Regions from separate parts of the Homo sapiens genome. Here region 2 is linked to region 1. A link is an interaction called in ENCODE POLR2A ChIA-PET data of the cell type or tissue named here. Cell type or tissue: GM12878. All regions are shown on one strand. Links, peaks and the distances in the headings refer to the core of each region. The heading gives the core; the rest is flanking DNA. Region 1 has its middle 6.6 kb from the start of SUB1. Region 2 has its middle 37 kb from the start of GOLPH3.

Evidence for each region. Peaks named below come from ENCODE experiments on the same cell type or tissue, not always from the same donor. Only the 100,000 strongest peaks of a DNase experiment are listed, where the experiment ranks them.
Region 2: POLR2A ChIA-PET joins it to region 1 with 8 read pairs; 1 of 35 experiments calls an interaction of 5 or more read pairs at or near these places.

Annotation. Positions count from the first base shown.
Region 1 is chr5:32,576,309-32,581,688 of GRCh38, forward strand. No RefSeq gene overlaps it. Among named protein-coding and RNA genes, the nearest start is that of SUB1, 6.6 kb to the right of the region's middle. RefSeq lists a silencer at 218-388. In GM12878, for the core only: no CTCF peak of the experiment used is centred there; no DNase peak of the experiment used is centred there; H3K27ac peaks cover 1,196 bases.
Region 2 is chr5:32,208,153-32,213,532 of GRCh38, forward strand. No RefSeq gene overlaps it. Among named protein-coding and RNA genes, the nearest start is that of GOLPH3, 37 kb to the left of the region's middle. RefSeq lists a silencer at 3,453-3,612. In GM12878, for the core only: no CTCF peak of the experiment used is centred there; a DNase peak (open chromatin) is centred at 3,089; H3K4me3 peaks cover 706 bases; H3K27ac peaks cover 1,827 bases.

The DNA.
Region 1 (5,380 bases), core at 139-5,138:
AAAACAAACAAACAAAAATGGCTGGGCGCAGTGGCTCACGCCTGTAATCCCAGCACTTTGGGAGGCCAAGGCGGGCAGATCACCTGAGGTCAGGAGTTCGAGACCAGCCTGGCCAACATGGTGAAACCCCATCTCTACTAAAAATACAAAAAAAAAAAAAAAATTAGCCAGGCGTGGTGGCAGGTGCCTGTAATCCCAGGTACTTGGGAGGCTGAGGCAGGAGAATCACTTGAACTGGGGAGGCAGAGGTTGCAGTGAGCCAAGATCACACTGCTGCATGCACTCCAGCATGGGCGACAGAGAAAGACTCAGACTAAAAAAGAAAAACAAAACAAAACAAAAAACCACCAACCAACCAACCAAACCAAAGCAAACAAAACAAAAAATAGAAGACAGAAAAAAGAAAACTATCCTCCAGAGTAACAGTTCGAATTCATAGAGGAAATATCTCATTTGAAAAAAAAGCTCCAGGTCTTTAGAGAAAATAAATTACTAACCTGATAACATATTTCAGCAGAATCTAATGTGGTAGATGTCTCTAGAAGTTTCTTTAAAGGAAAATTTAGAGCAAGGGCTAAAACAAGAAAGAGCAGAAAACTAAACCAGCAGGGCATAAGAAAGCAGAATTGTTGAGGAATTTGCTTAACAATTATAACAGTTGAAGTTCTTTTAGCGAATAAATTAAAAACTCGTTGGAGAGAAATTATTTACCGATTTCTTTACCTTGCTACTTTCTTCTGTGTGTAGATCCCAGTTTTTCTTGTTGGATGCTATGTCCCGGATGGACTTAGTCAGATATACTTCTGCAAGAGTTTCCATTTTCAGTATTGTCCTATTCAGGGATATAAAGTCAACTATGTCCTAGGTTCTGCCATGATAGAATACACTATTTAACTATTGAAGTCTAGGGCTTGATAATCTAGCAGAAGTCACCGAGGAACAAGAATGTCCATATAAGGGGTTACTAAAAAGCAGACCTTTTAACAAACTGAGATACCAGAATCAATACACCTGTCTTGGTTTGTTAATCATAGTTAAAATTTTGAAACCAAAAGCAACAAGCTGATCTTTCAAACAAGAAATACATTAACTGAAGACACAATGATGTGAAAAGACCACTGTGAAGTACCAGTGGTATGAAAAACTCAGGATGTGATTGAGTAGCATTGTAATCTTGACCCCGGGCTGCTAGTTTCTCTGACAGTTCAGAGGTGAAGAGTCTGCATAACTATGCTAAACTGTAGTACTCTGAAGGTATTGCCAAATTAAATAATTTGGGTTTCTCAGTGCAGGTATCACTCTCTCCTGTGATCTCTGGCTAAGCAGGGCTGTTGGCAGATCAAGTTCTTGTTTCAGTCGAGACCATGATGGTATCTGATTGTCTATTCAGTCACTATACGTAACCCATTGGCTAATACATCTCATGCTATGCTTCCTGCAAGGGGTGTGATGGTCAACCAGCCAGCCTAGTGCTGGGCCCCAGCTAAGAGGTAGATACTTGGATTGGATTTTTCAAATTCTTTTTATTGACTATCACAAGCATAGCAACATAGTATGCATGTTAAGTATTGAGCACTCCAGAAAATTTAACACTTAAATAGACTGTCTTTGTAACAGGTAACACATAACATGTGAAACCAGAACACATAAATGAACTATCCTCCATAGTAGTCTTCTTGGGACATTACATATTTGTTCAAACAGTGATCCCACATTTGCACTCAACATTTTTTCTTTTTTGTATTTGTTACCAGGGCCAATTAGTAATCCATAAAAGGATATCATTTTTATAAATTTCTTAATTACTCATATTACTGATCATGGAACTTAGAAACCTTTTTGCTCTTTACAAATAGAAATTAACTGCAAAAGCTAAAGATTTCTTGTTGCTGGGAGCCTGTAAAAGACTATGCCTCAAGCTCTGACAGCCATTCTCAAAGAGGAATTCTAAAAGTTAACTTTGACCAATGTCAGAGTCATTACAATGTTTTTGCAGCCTCCAAGAAGACGACTTTTGAAGGAGAAAACACTCATTTGAATGTAAGTTACAGCATATTTACTAGAAAGTAATTACACTATTTTATAGCACATTAAATAAGTCAGGTATAGCTAGCAGGAGGAGTTGTGCTATTCACCTACTAAAGACGGTGTACATATATTTGCTATTACAAAATGCGTTCTTCTATAAAAGGTGACACTGCATTTCTAATGAAAGTTGGATCTAAGAATAGCTCCAGTACCAAGTTCAGAAAAGTCACCCTAGGGGAGAAATGCTTAGCAGTTTGTATTTAAATAACTTCCTTAAATATATTGCTGTTACTCATTGCATATGACTTTACACGTAATTCATGTAATTCATATTTATTTATAATTACTTGAGTGAGAAGGAGTATTAAACTTTTGGAATTACATATTCTTAGCTTTTTTAATGTTGTACTATGAAAGTTCATTTTTGACGGTAGATAAAATACAAGGGTCTGTAGCAACTTGTTTGGTGGAAGAAAATTTTAGCGCATGGGTCATAGCGCTGCTATGGGGAGCAAGTTCAGTCCTTCCTTTTCTCCTCTCATCCATATTAAATTGCCCACTTTGGTCTCCAGATGACCAGCATTACCACTATAACTGCTGACAGAGGAATTTCACTCTGTTTGTTTTTGACTGCCATTGTTGGCTTTCTGATCTGGGATTATGTCTCATTGAAGCCAAGCCTACATAACACCAGGTGAACACTGTTGCTGGTTTCTTCCTCTCTGTCTCTAGGCCTAACACTCCAGGGTTTAGCAGGGCAGGAAAGGAAGAAGGAAAATTATTTTTCCCAGCTTCTTCAAAGCCTGTGAAGCAAGGATTTTTTTTTTTTTAAGACAGAGTCTTGCTCTGTCAGCCAGGCTGGAGTGCAGTGGTGTGATCTCAGCTCACAGCAACTTCACCCTCTCTCAGCTCACAGCAACTTCACCCTCTGAGGTTCAGGGGATTCTCCTGCCTCAGCCTCCCAGATAGCTGGGATTACAGGCATGTGCCACCACACCCAGCTAATTTTTGTATTTTTTAGTAGAGATGGGGTTTTGCCGTGTTGGCCAGGCTGGTCTTGAACTCCTGGCCTCAAGTGATCCACCTGCCTCAGCCTCCCAAAGTGCTGGGATTACAGGTGTGAGCCACCGAGCCCCACCCACAAGGCTTTTTATGCCTTAACTTTTTCTCACATCACTGCATCTGATGGATATAACTCACACCCTACAAAGAGTAGGTGCTCCCTGTGTCTCCTCTTGGGGAGAGTGTATATTGCCCCGTCTTAGTCTGCTGTAATAGAAATAACATAGACTGGGTGGCTTAAACAACACTTATTTTATTCAATTGTGGAGGCTGAGAAGTCCAAGATCAAGGTGCCTGCATATCTGGTGAGGGCCCACTTTCTGGTTTGCAGATGACTGCCTTCTTGTTGTATCTTTACATGGCAGAGAACAGAGACAGAATAATTAAGCTCTCTCTTGTCTCTTCTCATAACAGCATGAATCTATTTATGAGGGTTCCACCCTTATGACTAAGTATGCCCCAAAGTCCCCACCTATAATACCATCCCACTGGGATTAAGGGTTCAACATATGAATCTGGGGGAAAACACAAGCATTCAATCCATAACAACCCTCTTACCTTGTACTGTCTCCCTTCCCAGTTCTTCAGACTCACTAAACTGGAGGATGCCCAGGTTTTTGTTTTATTTGTTTTCTCTTTTGCATGTATGATCCACATGGCCCCATCCTAGGTGTTCCTAAAACCTCTAGACATCCAGAGCCACCATATCTTTTAATATCCAAATTGAATGGTTGGTGCTACCATTCCATGTGCCGTGGGACCTCCAGAATTCTTAAGTTTTCCCAAAATAACCTGGAAGGAGTTATGTTCTCCTAGTCATTCACGCTGTGATCTGCTTTCCTGCTTTAGCCTGGAGGTTAAACCAGAGGCGGCTGACCTCCCTAGGTGCCCACCACATCCCTGGCACATAAGCCTGTTCCTCTCCCTTTCTTTCTTGTTTCCTCTTCTTTGTATATTACTGGTATGTCTCTTGTGCTACAAACTCAGGCTCTCAGGAAATGTGACTTTCTTCATTTTCTTATGATTGTGTTTAATGATCACCATTTCACCTAGTGGTAAAAGCTTAATTGTGGCCAATTTCAGGTCAAACTCATAATTTCTCCCTTTCCCCCTTTCTCTCCTAAATTCTGGACAGAGGTGGGGTAGGATTACATGGTGTCAGAGCACTAAGGGTAGTGGTAGAGTCTGGCCCATTTTCCCCATCTGTCCATGACAGCCGCATTAGTCTGTTCTCGCATTGCTATAAAGATTTACCTGAGACTGGGCAACTTATAAAGAAAAGAGGTTTAATTAGTTCATGGTTCCACAGGCTGTGCAGGAAGCATGGCTGGAGAGGCCTCAGGAAACTTACAATCATGGTTGAAGGAGAAGGGGAAGCAGGCACATCCTACGTTGCTGGAGCAGGAGGAAGAGAGACAAGGGGGAGGAGCTACACACTGTTTTTTTTTTTCGTTTGTTTTGTTTTTTAGATGGAGTCTCGCTCTGTCGCCAGGCTGGAGTGCAGTGGCATGATCTCGGCTCACTGCAACCTCCGACTCCCTGGTTCAAGTGATTCTCCTGCCTCAGCCTCCCAAGTAGCTGGGATTACAGGCATGTGCCACCATTCCCAGCTAATTTTTGTAGTTTTAGTAGAGACAGGGTTTCACCATGTTGGCAAGAATGGTCTCGATCTCCTGACCTCGTGATCCACCCTCCTTAGCCTCCCAAAGTGTTGGGATTACAGGCATGAGCCACTGTGCCCGGCCGGTGCTACACACTTCTAAACAACCAGATCTCGTGAGAATTCACTCACTATTACGAGAACAGCAAGAGGGAGATCTGCCCCCAGGATCCAATCACTTCCCACCAGCCCCCTCCTCCAACATTGGGGATTACAACTCAACATGAGATTTGGGCAGGGACACAGATGGAGACCGTATCATTGGCCTTTGCTTAACAGTTCATCTTGTCTGATTCTTGATCCTTCTCACTTCTTCACACTGGTATTTGTTGAGATGTCCTTTGTTACAGCACTCTATGCAAGTTGAGGGTGGTGAGATTTCCTCTTCCTCACTGCAAGTCCTCCCCAGGTCTGCTGGCTGTCACTGACACATCTGTGCCACTCTTGGCCAAAGAGAAAGACATTCCCCTGAATGCTGCAGTACCCTGGGGCATCTCTGAACTCGGTGAGGAAGCCTGAGGTCGGCCATCCTGACACACCACACAGATATCTCTACCCCAACTCTGTGGTGGAGGGAGGGGCGCTTGGGTTGCAGAGGAGCTCGGAGAGCTCGGCTGCCTGGAAAGCAAG
Region 2 (5,380 bases), core at 149-5,148, 370 kb before region 1:
GGGGTCAGCCCCCCGCCCGGCCAGCCGCCCCATCCGGGAGGGAGGTGGGGGGGTCAGCCCCCCGCCCGGCCAGCCGTGCCGTCCGGGAGGGAGGTGGGGGGGTCAGCCCCCCGCCCGGCCAGCCGCCCCGTCCGGGAGGTGAGGGGCGCCTCTGCCCGGCCGCCCCTACTGGGAAGTGAGGAGCCCCTCAGCCCGGCCAGCCACCCCGTCCGGGAGGGAGATGGGGGGGTCAGCCCCCCCACCCGGCCAGCCGCCCCGTCCGGGAGGGAGGTGGGGGGGTCAGCCCCCCGCCTGGCCAGCCGCCCCGTCCGGGAGGGAGGTGGGGGGGTCAGCCCTCCGCCCGGCCAGCCGCCCCGTCTGGGAGGTGAGGGGCGCCTCTGCCCGGCCGCCCCTACTGGGAAGTGAGGAGCCCCTCTGCCCGGCCAGCCGACCCGTCCGGGAGGGAGGTGGGGGTGTCGGCCCCCTGCCCGGCCAGCCGCCCCGTCCGGGAGGGAGGTGGGGGGGTCGGCTCCCCACCCGGCCAGCCGCCCCGTCCGGGAGGGAGGTGGTGGGGGGTCAGCCCCCCTGCCCGGCCAGCCGCCCCGTCCGGGAGGTGAGGGGCGCCTCTGCCCGGCCGCCCCTACTGGGAAGTGAGGAGCCCCTCTGCCCGGCCAGCCGCCCGGTCCGGGAGGGAGGTGGGGGTGTCGGCCCCCCGCCCGGCCAGCCGCCCGTCCGGGAGGGAGGTGGGGGGGGGGTCAGCCCCCCTGCCCGGCCAGCCGCCCCGTCCGGGAGGTGAGGGGCGCCTCTGCCCGGCCGCCCCTACTGGGAAGTGAGGAGCCGCTCTGCCCGGCCAGCCGCCCCGTCCGGGAGGGAGGTGGTGGGGGGGTCAGCCCCCCCGCCCGGCCAGCCGCCCCGTCTGGGAGGTGAGGGGCGCCTCTGCCCGGCCGCCCCTACTGGGAAGTGAGGAGCCCTTCTGCCCGGCCACCACCCCGTCTGGGAGGTGTGCCCAACAGCTCATTGAGAACGGGCCATGATGACAATGGCGGCTTTGTGGAATAGAAAGGCGGGAAAGGTGGGGAAAAGATTGAGAAATCGGATGGTTGCCGTGTCTGTGTAGAAAGAAGTAGACATGGGAGACTTTTCATTTTGTTCTGCACTAAGAAAAATTCCTCTGCCTTGGGATCCTGTTGATCTGTGACCTTACCCCCAACCCTGTGCTCTCTGAAACATGTGCTGTGTCCACTCAGGGTTAAATGGATTAAGGGCGGTGCAAGATGTGCTTGGTTAAACAGATGCTTGAAGGCAGCATGCTCGTTAAGAGTCATCACCAATCCCTAATCTCAAGTAATCAGGGACACAAACACTGTGGAAGGCCGCAGGGTCCTCTGCCTAGGAAAACCAGAGACCTTTGTTCACTTGTTTATCTGCTGACCTTCCCTCCACTATTGTCCCATGACCCTGCCAAATCCCCCTCTGTGAGAAACACCCAAGAATTATCAATAAAAAAATAAATTAAAAAAAAAAAAAATTAGCATTTTTGCCATCCTGGTTTGTTTTTTCTTTGATGCAGGGTCTTGCTCTGTTGCCCAGCTGGAGTGCAGGGGCGTGATCACAGCTTACTGCAGCCTTGACCTCCCGGGCTCAAGCAATCCTCCTGCCTCAGCCTCCTGAGTAGCTGGTTCTGTAGGCATGCACCACTTTGCCCAGCTATTTTTTAAATTTTTTGTAGAGATGAGATCTCCCTGTGTTGCCCAGACTGGTCTCAAACTCCCGGGTCAGGTGATCCTCCTCCCTTGACCTCTGAAAGTTCTGGGATTACAGGTGTGAGCCACCACGCCTGGTCTCCATCCTGTTGTAATAAAATGTTATAATAAAAAGAAACCCCATCTCTACTAAAAATACATACGTGGAGGTATGTGTTCAGGTATTTGGACTCCCAGATGAACAATCTGTAACATTTGGAGGTAGGAGGCTCCCTTTGTTTGGAATATGCCTACCCCCCTCCGGTATACCTTTGCCCTGCCTATGATCTGTGAGTTAGAGTTAATTATGCATGAAAAGAGACTGAAGAGACTCAGTGGGTGTCCAGGTCTAGGAAATGCAGCTGAATAGAGCAGCAGTGCTGTGGGACCACCAGGTCCACTGTGCTTCCAAGACTTTGTTCTGAATAGTCTTGGGGCCCAAGCTCGGTGTGGAGAGGGTGAATGAAGGATGGGTGGTTTGGGCAGGGGAGAAGAAATGCACTTGGCACGAAAACTGCTGAGAGGACATTCCGTGAACCCCCTGGGGGGGGTGGCTTGGCAAGTCATTTCACCCCTCTGGGCTTGAGTTTATCCTCTCTAAAATGACATGGTTGAAGAAGATACTCTCTACATTTTGTGACTAGTAGAGAGAATTTGTGAGACCACTAATTAAGAATGAGTGTATTATCCAGCCTGGCCAACATGGTGGAAACCTATCTCTACTAAAAATAGAAAAATTAGCCAGGCATGGTGGTGCACAACTGTAATCCCAGCTACCCGGGAGGCTGAGGCAGGAGGATCACTTGAACCCAGGAGGTGGAGGTTGCAGTGAGCTGAGATCGAGCCACTGCACTCCAGCCTGGGTGACAGGGAGAGACTCCATCTCAAAAAAAAAAAAAAAGTATGAGTTTAGGTGTTTAAAAATGAGAGGTAGAAATAAATGCTGATTTACAATGTTATACACAATTTATAAGATTTTAAAGATTTTTTTTCTAATTTTGATAAAGTTCCATGTTGTTGTGAAGACTATTGCTTTGTAAATAGTGTGGGGGGTACGTGTGTGTGTGTGGACAGTACATGTACTCTTCTGTACACACACGCACATGCACACCACACATGATTACCATGGAAGCCGCCATGTCAGTGCGCCATGATTCTGCCCGTGTGCAGGTGACTGCCTCAGGGCTGTGTACTTATCCCAGCTGAGACACTCTCAATCCTTACTCTGGAGATTTAGATCTGAAAGTCCCAGGGTTATAAATTTTTAAGTCAGGGGCTTTAGGATGCACATTTTCCCTCACTTGGACCAGAGAAAACTGATCCAGAGAGAAAGTGGGGAGGAAACAGAGTAAACAAACTGAGAGGAGCCCCTGAGATGGAGAAAGAACGTAGGCAGCATTTGCATTTCTGGTTCCAGTAACTGGGGAGGCCCTGCTATTTCCTGTCATTGAGTTTCTGAGATAGAACAGGATCCTTATGACAACTTCCCCCTTTGGTTAAAGCACAATCAATTTGGGTTTCTCTCTTTCGCAACCAAAGGGAAAAAAATCAATAGCTAACTCACAAGTTCATTGTAGGGAAAAAGTTCAATTAAAAAATATATAAAGAGGCCGAGTGTGGTGGCACATGCCAGTAATCCCAGCACTTTGGGAGGCTGAGGCGAGTGGATCACTTGAGGTCAGGAGTTTGAGACCAGCCTGGCCAACATGGAGAACCCCATCTCTACTAAAAATACAAAAATTAGCTGGGTGTGGTGGCAGGTGCCTGTAGTCCCAGCTACTCAGGAAGCTGCAACAGAAGAATAGCTTGAAACCGGGAGTCAGAGGTTGCAGTGGGCTGAGATTAAGCCACTGCACTCCAGCCTGGGTGACAGAGCGAGACTCCAACTCAAATAAATAAATATATATATATATATATATAACCCCAAATATATGAACATCTAATGTGTCAATAAAAATAAAATAATATATAAAAAGGAGAAAAAAATGACCAATAAATCCATTGCTTTGAGATAACTTATCTTAACATTTGGGAATGTTTTCCTGCTACTTTTCCATGCATTTATGTAAATTAAACTAGAATTTTGACTTTTTTTTTTTTTTTTTTTTTGGAGACAGAGTCTCACTCTGTGGCCCAGGCTGGAGTGCTGGAGTGCAGTGGCATGATCTCGGCTCACTGCAACCTCCACCTCCCGAGTTCAAGCAATTCTCCTCCCTCAGCCTCCCAAGTAGCTGGGACTACAGGTGCCCACCACCAGGCCTGGCTAATTTTTTGTATTTTTAGTAGAGACAGGGTTTCACTGTGTTGCCCAGGCTGGTCTTGAACTCCTGAGCTCAGGCAATCCACCCGCCTCGGCCTCCCAACGTGCTAGGATTGCAGGTGTGAGCCACAGCATCCGGCCATGATTTTTAAATTCATACTTTTTTCACTGAATATATTGTGGCAAGACATACTATTTGATTGCACAACAGGGTGACTATAGCCAATAATAACTTAATCGCACATTTTTAAATGAGTCTAATTGGATTGTTTGTAACACAAAGGATAACTGTTTGAGGGGATGGATAGCCCATTCTCCATGATGTGCTTATTTCACATTGCATGCCTGTATCAGAACATCTCAGCCGTGTGCGGTGGCTCATGCCTGTAATCCCAGCACTTTGGGAAGCCGAGGTGGGTGAATCACGAGGTCAGGAGATGGAGACCATGCTGGCTAACACGGTGAAACCCTGTCTCTACTAAAAATACAAAAAATTAGTTGGGCGTGGTGGTGGGCACCTGTAGTCCCAGCTACTCTGGAGGCTGAGGCAGGAGAATCACTTGAACTCGGGAGGTGGAGCTTGCAGTGAGCAGAGATCGCATCACTGCACTCCAGCCTGGGCAACAGAGTGAGACTCTGTCTCAAAAAAAAAAAAAAAGAAAAAAAAGAATATCTCATGTACTCCACAAATATATATACCTACTGTGTACCCACAAACATTTTTTAATGTAAAAAAAAGAAAATATTATGGACATTTTCTTATGTCAGTTAATATACCTCACAATATGATTTTTTTATTATTTTATTTTTATTTTTTTTTACAGTCTCACACTATTGCCTGGGCTGGAGTGCAATGGCACAATCTCAGCTCACTGCAACCTCTGCCTCCTGGGTTCAAGCGATTCTCCTGCCTCAACCTCCCAAGTAGCTGGGATTACAGGTGCCCACCACTACGCCTGGCTTATTTTTTGTATTTTTTAGCAGAGATGGGGTTTCACTATGTTGGCCAGGCTGGTCTCGAACTCCTGACCTTGTGATCCACCCACCTTGGCCTCCCAAAGTGCTGGGATTACAGGCGTGAGCCACTGCGCCTGGCCCACAATATAATTATTATGATTATGACGATTTGTGTTTATGAGATTTTTGTAAATGTATTCTTGTAGTATGAGTGCAAAGACAAATTCAGTTTGATTTGATCTATTTCTGAGAATAAGATCTGTGATGTAATTAATAGGAAAGAAAAAATGGCTAACATGGAGGGGCGATATTGATTTCTACTAAATGAGATAAAGAATAAAGTATTTGCATAATGTAATTTCCTTGAAAACTGATCATTGATAAAAGCCACTCTTTCTTTCTCCTTTACCATTTACCCAAACACAAGGAAGTAGTTCTAGAA